2 separate regions of the Homo sapiens genome follow, and region 2 is linked to region 1. A link is a contact called in ENCODE Hi-C or POLR2A ChIA-PET data. All regions are on one chromosome and are shown on one strand. The core of a region is the stretch at or near the end of the contact, and the rest is flanking DNA. Distances in the headings are between cores, read along the strand shown.

What was found. Hi-C counts contacts between places; a loop is a spot of excess contacts on that map. ChIA-PET counts read pairs that join two places held with the same protein, here RNA polymerase II (POLR2A). Pooled maps may share reads with other maps.
Region 2: a loop to region 1 is called in a pooled map, with 4 times the contacts of the local background. The contact joins the enhancer-like site here to the promoter of FNDC11 in region 1. A Hi-C loop is called at or near these places in 1 of 168 maps with a recorded cell type or tissue (right cardiac atrium), 1 of 37 single-sample maps with no recorded cell type and 4 of 50 pooled maps. POLR2A ChIA-PET finds 5 or more read pairs at or near these places in 3 of 52 experiments (BJ, CD4-positive, alpha-beta T cell and CD4-positive, alpha-beta memory T cell).

Annotation. Positions count from the first base shown.
Region 1 is chr20:63,551,228-63,557,308 of GRCh38, forward strand. FNDC11 (fibronectin type III domain containing 11) reads left to right here and starts at 2,932. Exons shown (of 2, transcript NM_001319152.2): 1 at 2,932-2,979; 2 at 4,427-5,468. The coding sequence starts at 4,437. The coding sequence ends at 5,393. RefSeq lists enhancers at 1,744-1,833, 2,129-2,423 and silencers at 2,114-2,173, 2,194-2,343, 2,364-2,503, 2,774-3,023.
Region 2 is chr20:63,747,673-63,753,753 of GRCh38, forward strand. It overlaps ZBTB46 (zinc finger and BTB domain containing 46), which reads right to left. Exons shown (of 5, transcript NM_001369741.1): 4 at 5,014-5,189. Among named protein-coding and RNA genes, the nearest start is that of ZBTB46-AS2, 6.9 kb to the left of the region's middle. RefSeq lists enhancers at 4,119-5,069, 5,070-6,021, 6,022-6,081. Within about 2 kb of position 3,884, at least 4 of the 41 ENCODE cell types and tissues checked have a DNase peak (open chromatin) inside an H3K27ac peak, as active enhancers do; they include CD4-positive, alpha-beta T cell, where a contact is called at or near this core.

The DNA.
Region 1 (6,081 bases), core at 1,682-4,181:
TGCACAGAGGGGACTATGCTGAGCGCAAGAAGCCAGTCCCAAGGCTGCATACTGAAAGCCTGCACTGATAGGACATTCTTGAAATGACCAGACAGAGCCGGAGAGATGAGTGGTTGCAGGGCTAGGGAGAGGTGGGAGGGAGCAGCGTGGCTGTAAAGAACATGTCAGGGTCCCGTGGGGGTGGCACTGCCTTGCGTCTGTATCGACGTCAAGGTCCTGGCGTGATTCTGCACTGCAGTCCTGCAAGATGCTACCACTGGGGATGCTGGATAGAGGGTAACGGGACCTCTGTGTTACTTCTTACAACTGCAGATGAATCTATACTTATCTTAAAAGTAAAAGTTTAACTTTATTATTATTATTATTATTTTCGAGACAGGCCTCTGTCTTATTGCACCCAGGCTGGAGTGCAGTGGCACAATCTCGGCTCACTGCAACCTCCACCTCCTGGGTTCAAGCGATTCTCCTGCCTCAGCCTCCTGAGTAGCTGGGACTACAGGCGCCCACCACCACGTCCAGCTAATTTTTTTTTTTTTTTTGAGACAGAGTCTCGCTCTGTCGCCCAGGCTGGAGTGCAGTGGCGTGATCTCGGCTCACTGCAAGCTCCACCTTCCAGGTTCACGCCATTCTCCTGCCTCAGTCTCCCGAGTAGCTGGGACTACAGGCGCCTGCCACCACTCCCAGCTAGTGTTTTGTATTTTTAGTAGAGACGGGGTTTCACCATGGTCTCGATCACGTCCAGCTAATTTTTGTATTGTTAGTAGAGACTGGGTCTTACTATGTTGGCCAGGCTGGTCTTGAACTCCTGACCTCAGGTGATCTGCTTGCCTCAGCCTCCCGAAGTGCTGGGATTATAGGCGTGAGCCACTGCGCCCAGCCATTATTATTCTTTTTAGAGACACAGGGTCTCCCTCTGTCACCCAGGCTGGAGTGCAGTGGCACCATCTTGGCTCACTGCAGCCTCATCCTCCCAGGCTCAGGTGATCCTCCGGCCTCAGCTTTCCAAGTAGCTGAGACCACAGGTGCACACCACCACACCCAGCTAATTTTTCAAATTATTTGTAGAGACAGGGGTCTCCCTGTGTTGCCGAGGCTGGTCTCAAACTTCTGGCCTCAAGGGATCCTCTCACCTTGGCCTCTCAAAGTGCTGAGGTTATGGGCCTGCGCCACCGAGCCTGGCCAAAAGTTTAACTTTAAAAAATTAGATTAGAAATCAGAAATTGAAAGAAAGGGGGTAGGGTGGAGCCCAGGAGAGGGGAGACATCCAGGACCTGCCTGGCCCCAAAAGAGAAGGGGAGGCTGCTCTGCCCCCACCCCGCTTCTCCGTCAGTGGGCTGCAGGGCCGGGGGTAAGGGGTCTAACTCCTACTGCTTCCCAACCCTCCGCGTCAGACAGCACCCCCTTCTCCAAACAACCCCGGCTTTGTCCCCTGGAGCCCTAAATAACAATAACAATAGCTGGCATTTATTGAGTTCCAGCCCAGGCAGGGAGGGCAGGGCAGAAACAGCACCCAACAGGACTGGGTGCAAGGCTCACACCTGTAATCCGGAAGGATCAGAAAGACCCAGGTGGGAGGATCACTTGAGCCCCGGGGGTGAAGACTGCCGCATGGGTGACAGAGCAAGACGCTATCTCAAAAAAAAAACCACCCACATCCACCCACTTCCTGCCAGGCCTAACCCCTGGGGCCTCCATGCACCAAGGGAAAGCTCTTCCAGGGTGGGGTCACCGGGAGGAGGGGGGAGGCTCAAGTTACAGAACAGCCTGGTAGGGGCTCAAAGACGCCCATCCTGGAAGAGGCCCCAGCACTGACCTCCGTGGGGGTGGAGATGAGGAGGATGGAAAGGGTGTCTTCCTCCAGCATCTTCCTGAAGGTGAAGGAGGGGCACCTTGGGGTGTCTAAGATTGTGACCCCAGGAGACCCCCAGCTAGCTGGGGTGTGCTGTGGGGGAACGGGGGGATCCCAGAGGCCCTGAGCCCAACTGAACAGATACAGACGGGACCAGATGGCCTCAGAGCTCCCCTGCGGGGCTCCCTGGAGCTATGGAGACCCCATTTATCCAGAGTCAGGTCGGTGCCTGAGCTTGGGCAGCCCCAGGTGGAAGGAGCCCATGGTGGGAGGAGCCTGTAGTGGGAGGAGCCTGTAGTGGGAGGAGCCTATGATGGGAGGGGCCGTGGTGGGGGGAGCCCGCGGTGGGAGGAGCCTGCGCTGGGAGGAGCCTGTGGTGGGAAGACCCTGTGGTGGGAGGGGCCGTAGTAGGGGAGCCCGCGGTGGGAGGAGCCTGCTCTGGGAGGAGCCTGTGGTGGGAGGGGCCGTGGTGGGGGGAGCCCGCGGTGGGAGGAGCCTATGATGGGAGGGGCCGTTGCGGGGGAGGGGGGAGCCCATGGTGGGAGGAGCCTGTGGTTGAGGAGCCTGCGGTGGGGGGAGCCTGCGGTGGGAGGAGCCTGTAATGGGTGGCATCTGTAATGGGCGGGGCCTTGCTGGGCAGAGCCCGCGGCGGGGGAAGCCGCCCCTCTCCTCTGTCCAGGCGCTGGGTGGTCCATCCGCCTGGTCACCGGCCACTGCCTCTCTCCCAAATTCCTCCGAGGGATTCCCGAGGAGTGCGCTCGGACTGGGGGGTTGAGCAGGAACTCCCTCCCAGTCACCCGAGGCTCCTGCGCCCCGCCCGAAGCCGGGGGTGCGTGGGGAGTGGTGCGCCCGCGGAAGGGCTCCGGGACGGGAACCCCCCTTGGAGCCTGGCTCTTGGACCAGCCACCCGCCGTGGCCCCTCAGTCGGGGACGCGGGCCCCCAGAAGTCTGGGGCTCTCCAGGAAGCGAAGCGGATGGAAGATTACTCGGCTCGGGGTCCCGGGTCCCCACCCCCGCCCCGCCCCCGGGCCGCAGCGTCACAAAGGCCGCTGGTCCCCAGGGCAACCCGCGGAGTGCGGAGGGAGGCTGGGCTCTGGGAAGTCCGCGCGCGGCTCCGCTTCAGAGGCAGGGCAAGTGGGCGCGGTCCTGGGGCGGCGGCGGGGGCCGGGAGAGGAGGGCTGGGGGTCTCGAGAAGGTAAGGGGCAGGCAGAGCGGCCGGGGAGGTGGGCCCGGGCCAGGGGAGCCAAGGGGAGTGTGGTGGAGGGGGTAGAGTGCGGGCACCTGGTGGTCTCAGGGAAGCGGGCCTGGGACCGGGGCGTGTAGGAAGCAGCGAGGGGCTCAGAACCACCTTTCCGGGTTCACGACCAGCCTCTCTGGGTGTTCCACCTGGGCAGCTGCTGGAGACTAGAAAACATCCCTCACACGTCACAGAGGCACGGTTTCCCTCCAGCGGTGAAATCCGCCCCAGCCTCCAGCAAGAGCAGGGCTTAGGCCTGGGGTCCTGGGGTCCTGCTCTCAGCTGGCACCTCACCCCAGACACACTCCCTGCTGCCCCCAGGGGCCTGTTCTCGAGGGATTCCCGAGGAGTGCGCTCGTGAAGTCATATCTGCCTCACGCCCAAAAGGGCAACCCTTCCCGGGCAGATATGACTTCACCACGTACCTGTGTGGCCCTGGGGAACTCAGCAACTGCTTAGCTCTCATTTGTGGGTCGTCCAAGGCCCAAGTGGCTGTGACAACCTGAGATCTCCAGGGTTGCTGGGAGCCGGGGCAGCAACCAGGGGTGCGGCTTGCTCTCCAGGGAGCTGCGGCAGAGCCTGGGGCCACAGCTGCACTCAGCCGGTGCACCCACGGACAGAGGGTCAGACTCGGCTCAGCACTGGGCTCAAGCCCTGGATGAGAACAAGAACCAAGCTTCTTAGCCTCAGGCTCCATCTGGGAAATGGAGTGTCACTTGTGGAGTCCATGAGCTCACCAGGGACAGGATCCCGGGTCCACAGCGAGGGCCCACAGCGTGGGAGGAGGGCTGCTCCTCCGGGCCCAGGCCTGGGCGCCCTCCTCCCATGCTGACCAGCCAGCTGGCCTCGTCTTTGGTGAGGCCTGTCTCTGTGCCCTACAACTGCGGTGAGGCGTGGAGCGTCCCCAGGGAGAACCGGAGCGGGAGGATGGCCCGCGAATGTCCCCGAGGGGGATCCTGTGCTGCTTAGGACCACGCCGTCCCCTCTCCACGGCCCCGAGGGGTGCCAGCAACCCCTTTCAGCAGCAGGGTTAGGAACTGGGGCCCTTGCAAGGCCACAGGTCAGGCGGTTCTGGCCAGAAGTCCGCAGTCCTAGTTCTTCCCTGTCCTGTCCCACAGGCCACTGGTTGTCAGTAGAGGTTTTTGCCCCTCAGTATAAACTGTGTCCAGATCTGTAGGCTGCCCATCCAGCCCTCCAGGCAGCCTCTTCCCATCGAGTTGTGCCCCCGAAGAAGGACAGAGGTCCAGCATGGGGTCAGTGGGCTGAATCCATCCCCCGAACATGCCACAGCCCAGGGGAGGCCAGCCTGCCTGGCAGCTGACACCCAGCCCTCCCCCCAGCTCCCGGATAATGAGCACCCATGTGGCAGGCCTGGGCCTGGACAAGATGAAGCTGGGCAATCCCCAGTCCTTCCTGGACCAGGAGGAGGCAGATGACCAGCAGCTGCTGGAACCAGAGGCGTGGAAGACCTACACCGAGCGCCGCAATGCCCTGCGTGAGTTCCTGACCTCGGACCTGAGTCCGCACCTGCTCAAGCGCCACCACGCCCGCATGCAGCTGCTGCGTAAGTGCTCCTACTACATCGAGGTCCTGCCCAAGCACCTGGCCCTGGGCGACCAGAACCCGCTGGTGCTGCCTAGCGCCTTGTTCCAGCTCATCGACCCCTGGAAGTTCCAGCGCATGAAGAAGGTGGGCACAGCTCAGACCAAGATCCAGCTCCTGCTGCTCGGGGACCTGTTGGAACAGCTCGACCATGGCCGTGCTGAGCTGGATGCCCTGCTCCGGTCGCCAGACCCACGGCCCTTCCTGGCCGACTGGGCGCTGGTGGAGCGGCGGCTGGCGGACGTGTCGGCCGTCATGGACAGCTTCCTGACCATGATGGTGCCGGGGCGGCTACACGTCAAGCACCGCCTGGTGTCTGATGTCAGTGCCACCAAGATCCCGCACATCTGGCTCATGCTGAGCACCAAGATGCCTGTCGTGTTTGACCGAAAGGCGTCGGCGGCTCACCAGGACTGGGCCCGGCTGCGCTGGTTCGTCACCATCCAGCCAGCCACATCGGAGCAGTATGAGTTGCGCTTCAGGCTGCTGGACCCGCGGACACAGCAGGAGTGCGCCCAGTGTGGCGTCATCCCCGTGGCTGCCTGCACCTTCGACGTCCGAAACCTGCTGCCCAACCGATCCTATAAGTTCACCATCAAGAGGGCCGAGACCTCCACGCTGGTGTACGAGCCCTGGAGGGACAGCCTCACCCTGCACACCAAGCCGGAGCCCCTGGAGGGGCCCGCCCTCAGCCACTCTGTCTGAGAGATGATTTTCTAATATTTATCCACTAATAAAGAAGAGTGTAAATGCACATATGGAATTAAAGAAGCAAACCTATTTATGTTTTAAAGGCAGCAGCCACCAGTGTTTTTCCTGGCTCAAAACATGCCAAGCCCCAGGCCTTCTGCTCCTGCTCTTTCCCAGGGGGAGCCACAGGCCGGACCTCCCAAGACAGCTGAGCCTGGAGCAAGAAGTACCAGCCCCTGACACCTACGGGTCCAACGACGACGACAAAAGCTGCTCCACGGGGCCTCTGCGGTCCTAGCCCCCGCCCCTCCTCACCACCCCCATCACCGTGACCGGGCTCCGGCCTTCCTTACCCACCTCCCTGGCTTGTGGGGCTCCCTCAGGGAATGACACTCCTAGGCCGTGATGCCTCCCACCATCCCCTGCCCAGCCTCGAGTGCTCATCAGCACGCCCGCCCGAGGAGGCAGCAGCACCACCGGGGATCCCTGGCTGTGAGCAGCTCAGCCGTGCCCCTCCATGCCCCGCCCCACCTTTTGTTCCTCAAGGGCCTTCCCGGCCCTGAGCTCCCTCTCTCCTCCAGGATCAGCTGCTTTTGCTAGGCGTCCAGCCCCTGCGTCCCCCCACCGCTCACCTTCAGGGCCGCAGCTGCCCCTTCCTCCCAGAAGCCTTCCCTGGCTGCAGGCTGGTGAGGTCCCCAAGTCC
Region 2 (6,081 bases), core at 2,634-5,133, 200 kb after region 1:
GCTCCTATCAGAGCCACACAGCAGAACTGCAGGTGGCACCAAGGCAGCCCTGTCCCAAGGGGATGCTGGCACGAGGGCGGCAGTGCCCCTCCCCCGCAAACCCAGCCCCTAGGTGGGCCAGTCTCAGCGTCTACACTGTGTGTCCAAGCACCCCCACCAGAGGCCCCCTGGGTTGACACACTTCTCACGGGGGTCACACCACCGGCCTCTGCCTAAAAGCCTGGCTTCCTCCAAACCTCCCTGCAGGACAGGCTGAGGGCCCCGCATTGGACTGGAGCTCACAGAGCTCTTCCTGTACCCAGCCGTACAGGGACGGGCCGGGGTTGGGGCTGCCAGCCGGGCAGGTGGGCCCACACCTCAGCCTGGCTGCGTGGACACCCCCTCAGCCCCTGACCCCCTCAGTCCCTGACCCCTCAGCCCGACCCTGACTCCAGGAACGTGTAAAGGAGGCAACTCCCCCACTCTCAGGCTGTTTCAAGGTCGACTGAGACATGCAAGAAGAGAGATGAGCACTTATGGTCAGAGGAGGAGGTGTGGCTGCCAGGGAGGGCAGTCGTGCTGTGCCCTGTGCTGGGCCCGGCAGGGAGATGGGGCAGCACCCTGAAGAGGGCCCATGTGGCAGGACGCGAGGTGCTGGGTTCCTGGAGGGTCTCAGCACTGGCCTCAAGGCCTGAGGGAACTACCACACACTGCTGGGGACATGTGGCCCCAGGTGGGCTTCCGCTGAGGGTGGGTGTGGACACCTGTGCTGTGCAGAACCAGACCTCAGACATGGCCAGGGATGGGGAGAGGTGGCCCTTGTACCCACTCACGGGCACCCTCGGCCACGCCAGCTAGAGGAGGCCTTGGGGGGCTGGCCCTGATCCCTCACAGCACAGCCCCTGTCTCTGCCCTCCAAGGACCGAGAGGGCAGGACCCACAGAGGACCCCAATAGCAACCCCTGGCCCCTGGCCAAGTCCACACGAGGGGCTTCTCTGAGGTGGGCTGGCCTCAGGTCAGTCCTCCAGGCTGAACCCGGCAATGACCCCAGGCTCCCCTCGGCTCCTCCCTCCATCCACAGGGCTGTCTCCCGGGGCCTGCAGCACCTCTGAGGCTGCACGGAGAACTGAGGCTGGGATGTGCTTGTGAGTTTAGCTCTTCCTTAAACCATTCCAAACTCACCAGTTTTCTCCCATGAGCAAGTACATACATAATCAATGTGTGTCATGGCGGAAGACGGTCCTGCTACACTTGCAAAGACCTCTGACGGGCAGGCACCACAGCTACCACCTCCCCATCCTGGGGCTGGACCCGGGCCCTTACGTACTTCCTGCCTCAGTGTTCCGAATCCACAGGCCGACAGGCCACCCAGCACGGCCCGACCTCCCCTTCTAGACCCGCTTCCTTGAGGGCAGAGGTGCCTGTAACTTCTTCCACAAAGCCGGGAACCATAAAGACCTCACTTCTCAAATGTCTGCTTCCAGAGCAACTGTGTGAGCTCTAAGCCTGGACCGGGATGGGCGCTGTCCAGGGATGTGAGACCTTCAGGGGCAGCTGGTGGCTTTCAGGGCCAGGGCAGCACCACACAGCACACCTCAGATGCCCAAACACGCTAACCCTAGAAACAGAGCCTCAGACAACTTGGTGCCAGAACTGCTCCTTTGGGCTTTTGTTTTGCTGTATTTTATTTATTTATTTTTTTGAAACAGAGTCTCGCTCTGTCACCCAGGCTGGAGTGTAGTGTTGCCATCTCGGCTCACTGCCAGCTCCGCCTCCCGGGTTCATACCATTCTCCTGCCTCAGCCTCCCAAGTAGCTGGGACTACAGGCACCCGCCACCACGCCCAGCTAATTTTTTGTATTTTTAGTAGAGACGGGGTTTCACCGTGTTAGCCAGGATGGTCTCGATCTCCTGACCTCGTGATCTGCCCGCCTTGGCCTCCCAAAGTGCTGGGATTACAGGCGTCAGCCACCGCGCCCAGCCTGTTTTGCTGTATTTTAAACCAAGGACTTCCAGAACAAAAATTCAAGACAAGCCACAGTAGAAACTTCCCAGCACAGTAACCTGGTGCACACAGGCCCAGGAAGGGTTGGAGCGGGGCTAGTGAAAAACACTGAGGCCCCTTGAGGCCTAGGCTCCCATGTGTGCAGGGGCCAGGGCACCTGAGGAGGCAGCAGGGGCAGCTTGGGGTGGCACAGGGACCATGTGGCCAGGGCTGGATGGCTGGGAACTCATGCAAATGGGCAAATGCCCTGGAAGGAAGCAAGAAGGAAGACGGGACACCTTGGCAGCCCGCCCAGGCTCTGGGGCACTGTGGCTGCAAGAGCACGGCTGGCCCACCCTCCAAATGTGGCCCTGCCAAGGCATGGGGGGCCCTGCCCCAGCCACTGGTGCTCTTCCTGGAGCGGGTGGAGGGGCCACCCAGGCCAGGGAAGGGCTGACAGTGCTCGTAAGTGCCATCGTGAAAGTGGAGGCTGGACCGGCTAGAGCTGCTGTCTCACACTCGGGTCTCCACGCTCTCAGGTCCAGGACCCCAGAGAAGGCCACACACAGAGCCTCTCCTCAGAAAAAGTCAAGCCCCATATGCTTGCTTGTGTTTGTTGTTCTTTAGAGACAGGGTCTCACTCTGTTGCCCAGGCTGGAGTGCAGTGGTGCAATCACAGCTCACTGCAGCCTGGACCTCACTGGGCTCAGGTGATCGTCCTGCCTCAGCCTCTCAAGTAGCTGGGACCACACTTGGCTAACTTTTTTTTTTTTTTAATTTTTTGTAGAGACAGAGTCTCGCAATTTTGCCCAGGCTGGTCTCAAACTCCTGGCCTCAAGCTATTCTCCTGCCCCAGCCTCCCGAAGTGCTAGGATTACAGGCATGTGCCACCACACTTGGCTTTCCATATGTTATAAGTACATTTTCCAGGGAATTATGACCCCCTGAAGCCCAATCATGAACCCCAGGACAAAAATCCCAGCCCTGGTCGGACACAGTGGCTCACACCTGTAATCCCAGCACTTTGGGAAGCAGAGGCAAGTGGCTCACTTGAGGCCAGGAGTTCGGGACTAGCCTGGGCAACACAGCGAAATCCCATCACCACAAAACGCAAAAATTAGCTGAGCATGTTGGTGCACACCTGTAGTCCCAGCTACTTGGGAGGCTGAGGTGGGAGGATCGCTTGAGCCCGGGAGGTCAAAGTTGTAGTGAGCTGTGTCACGCCACTGCACTCCAGCCTGGGTAACACAGTGAAACCCTGTCTCAAAAAAAAAACAAAAAAACAAACCCTAACCCTATCCAACGAGAAGGAACAGGCAGCCACACTGAACCTCAAACAGGATCAAAACGTTTACTGAGAGGTTAATACGGATTTGCTGAAGAAAGACGTTGCAATCCATGTTGTTAAAACGTGTTAGCACCTATCAGTTTAAAAAACAAGATGCGATTTTCTCTGAATAGGAAACATGTCGGCCTGGTGCAGCTACCCCTCCCCCCGCCCCCGCGGCTTTTTATAAGTGGTTTGTAAGATCAGCCCTGTGGCCTGTGTGAACAGAAGCACATCCTCCGCTACGGAAAACAAGGCTGGGGCCCCGGCGGCTCCGCGTGGATGTGGGTCTGCTTCTGGCCTTGCAGACCTGCCATCTCGTGGTCCAGGGGCCCCCTCCCAGGACTGTTCCTTCTCTACTGTCCTCCACCTCGCAAAGGCAAATGTGGGGGCATCAGGGAAGGCCAGAGCCCAGCACTAAGCCCCGCTCCATATCCACTCCAGCACACATCCCAGGCGGCATCCGAGGGCCTGGAGTGGCCCTTCGCCCACAGCCGGCCAGGCAAACACGGGGAGGCCAGGGCCCTGCACCCCTCTAGCTCTGCAGCTTGACCTCAGGGAGCTCCCACAGGGGTCGTTACCCCAAATGGGTATCCACCACTGCACTGGAAAAGCAGCAACCAACAGAACCTGACCTCTGGCGCTCGGTTCCGCCCCCCAGTGGGTCTCCCCATAAAGCCCCGCCCCCCGGTGGGTCTCCCCATGAAGCCCCGCCCCCCGGTGGGTCTCCCCATAAAGCCCCGCCCCCCGGTGGGTCGCACCATGAAGCCCCGCCCCCCGGTGGGTCTCCCATGAAGCCCCGCCCCCCGGTGGGTCTCCCCATGAAGCCCCGCCCCCGGTGGGTCTCCCCATGAAGCCCCGCCCCCCGGTGGGTCTCCCATGAAGCCCCGCCCCCCGGTGGGTCTCCCGGTGGAGCTCGGCTCCTGCAGGTCCGCTCCGGAACCTGCTGACTCTCCTGCGATTCCTAAACTGGCAGCGATGCTCCAGAGCCTCTTCCGCCCCGACAGCAGCCCCACCTCTGCCCGGAGCCCGGGGCGCCTCCACTGCCTCTCCTCACACAGCTGCCCGCCGCGAGCTCCCCCTGCACCCTGCGCCTCGGGGTGGGCGTTCCAGGACTCCCCGAACCCTTGGGGCCGCCCCGCTCTGGGCTGCCTGTGCCCCACCCGCCTCACTGGTTGATCTCACCCACTTGAGATGCCCTCGCCAGGCCTTTTTTGGCAAATCTGCCTCCCTGTTCCCAGGCTGCCTTTTTCTATTATTTCCTCCCCAAGCAAATCCATCCACTCCACACCTGCTACCTGACAACGACCTGCCAGTGCTGAGCTCCAGGGTGGGCGCGGTGGGTGCAGACAGGTCGGCAGGCACAAGGACAGGGTTCTCCCTCCCGAGGCAGGGCGGGGGCGGGGGGGCGCAGAGGTGGCTGAGGGTTGGGGGCTCCAAGCAGAGCGAGCTGAGTTTGCCGAGGCCTGGCTGCCTTGGCGGCCAGCAGGTGAGCAGGGTGGGCCGAAGCCTCTGCAGGGGCCATGTGGCCCAGCCACACCCAGGAGGCCGGGGCAGAGCAGACAGGGGCCCGGGGCGGATCTCCCTGCCCTGCTGTCGTCCCCCCTGTGCAGAGTGGACCCGGTGTGGGGTCCGGGGCGGTCTGCGCCCTCATCAGGACCCGCCTGCCCGGACATCGTGGCCACGCGCAGCGCGCGGCACGCGGACCCTCCCCGCACTCACCAGCGTGTGGCGCTTCATGTGCTCGCGCCGCGTGAACTTCTTCCCGCAGATCTCGCAGGGGTAGGGCCGCTCTCCCGTGTGCGAGCGCATGTGTCGCTTGAGGATGCACTGGTGCATGGCCGAGAAGCTGCAGTACGGACACTTGAACTTCTTCCTGATCACCGTGAACTCATTCACTGAAAGAGAGGGACCCGCGAGGCGTCAGCAGGGCTTGGGATGTACCGCCCTGCGGCCCACAGACCACGGCTGCACGCCGCAGCCCAGCAGCCAGGACGGGCTGTCTCCCACGGCCACCCACTGGGGGCTGGTCAGCACTGCGACAGGCCAGGCTCCCCCACCATCTGCATAAATTGTCCCACCCACTGTCTGGCAGGGGCGGTGCCAGCAAGGCTGAGCCCCAGGGAGCTCAGGAGCCCCAGCTCTCAGGAGATCTTTCCATCCAGGCCAAAGGCAGGAGGCAAGGGGTAAGAACGGCCAATGCTGAACACAGTGCCCGGTCCCTGCAGGACCCTCCTTCCAGCCCTCAGACCCCACTGGGCATGTGTGGGTAGCAGGCCCTGGGCGTGGTGTCCGATCAGACGCCTCCCTGGAGGCAGAGAAGAAACAAACACTGTGGAGTAATACGGACCCAAAAGTGTGCAGGCGAAATGGGAGATGTGGGTGCAACTCAAAGTCCTGGGCTCTTCTTGCTGGACGCCGGAGAAGCAGCCAGACCCATTTAATCAAGTTCTTTTCCCCCAACCCTGAGACCCAACGTCACTCAGTGGCAGGAACTCCACACCACCATCTCCATGGTGCGTGCCCTGGGGCCAGGCTCAAAAACCTGGGGGACCCTCAGCACGCCCAGTGCCGTTATGCTACTCAGGCCCAGATACCAGCACGTCAGACCTGGGCATGGGCCACTGAGAGAGCCCGGAGCAGCCACGTCCACGGGACCCTACGGGAGACCCACCTGAAGCCCGGTGCACGCATGTGCCGAGGGCTGCTCACCCTGGGATTACCATGTACTTGCTGCTGTGCAGGACATCTTCCCCTCTGCATACTGTGACCACCTTTCAGTGCTGGGAT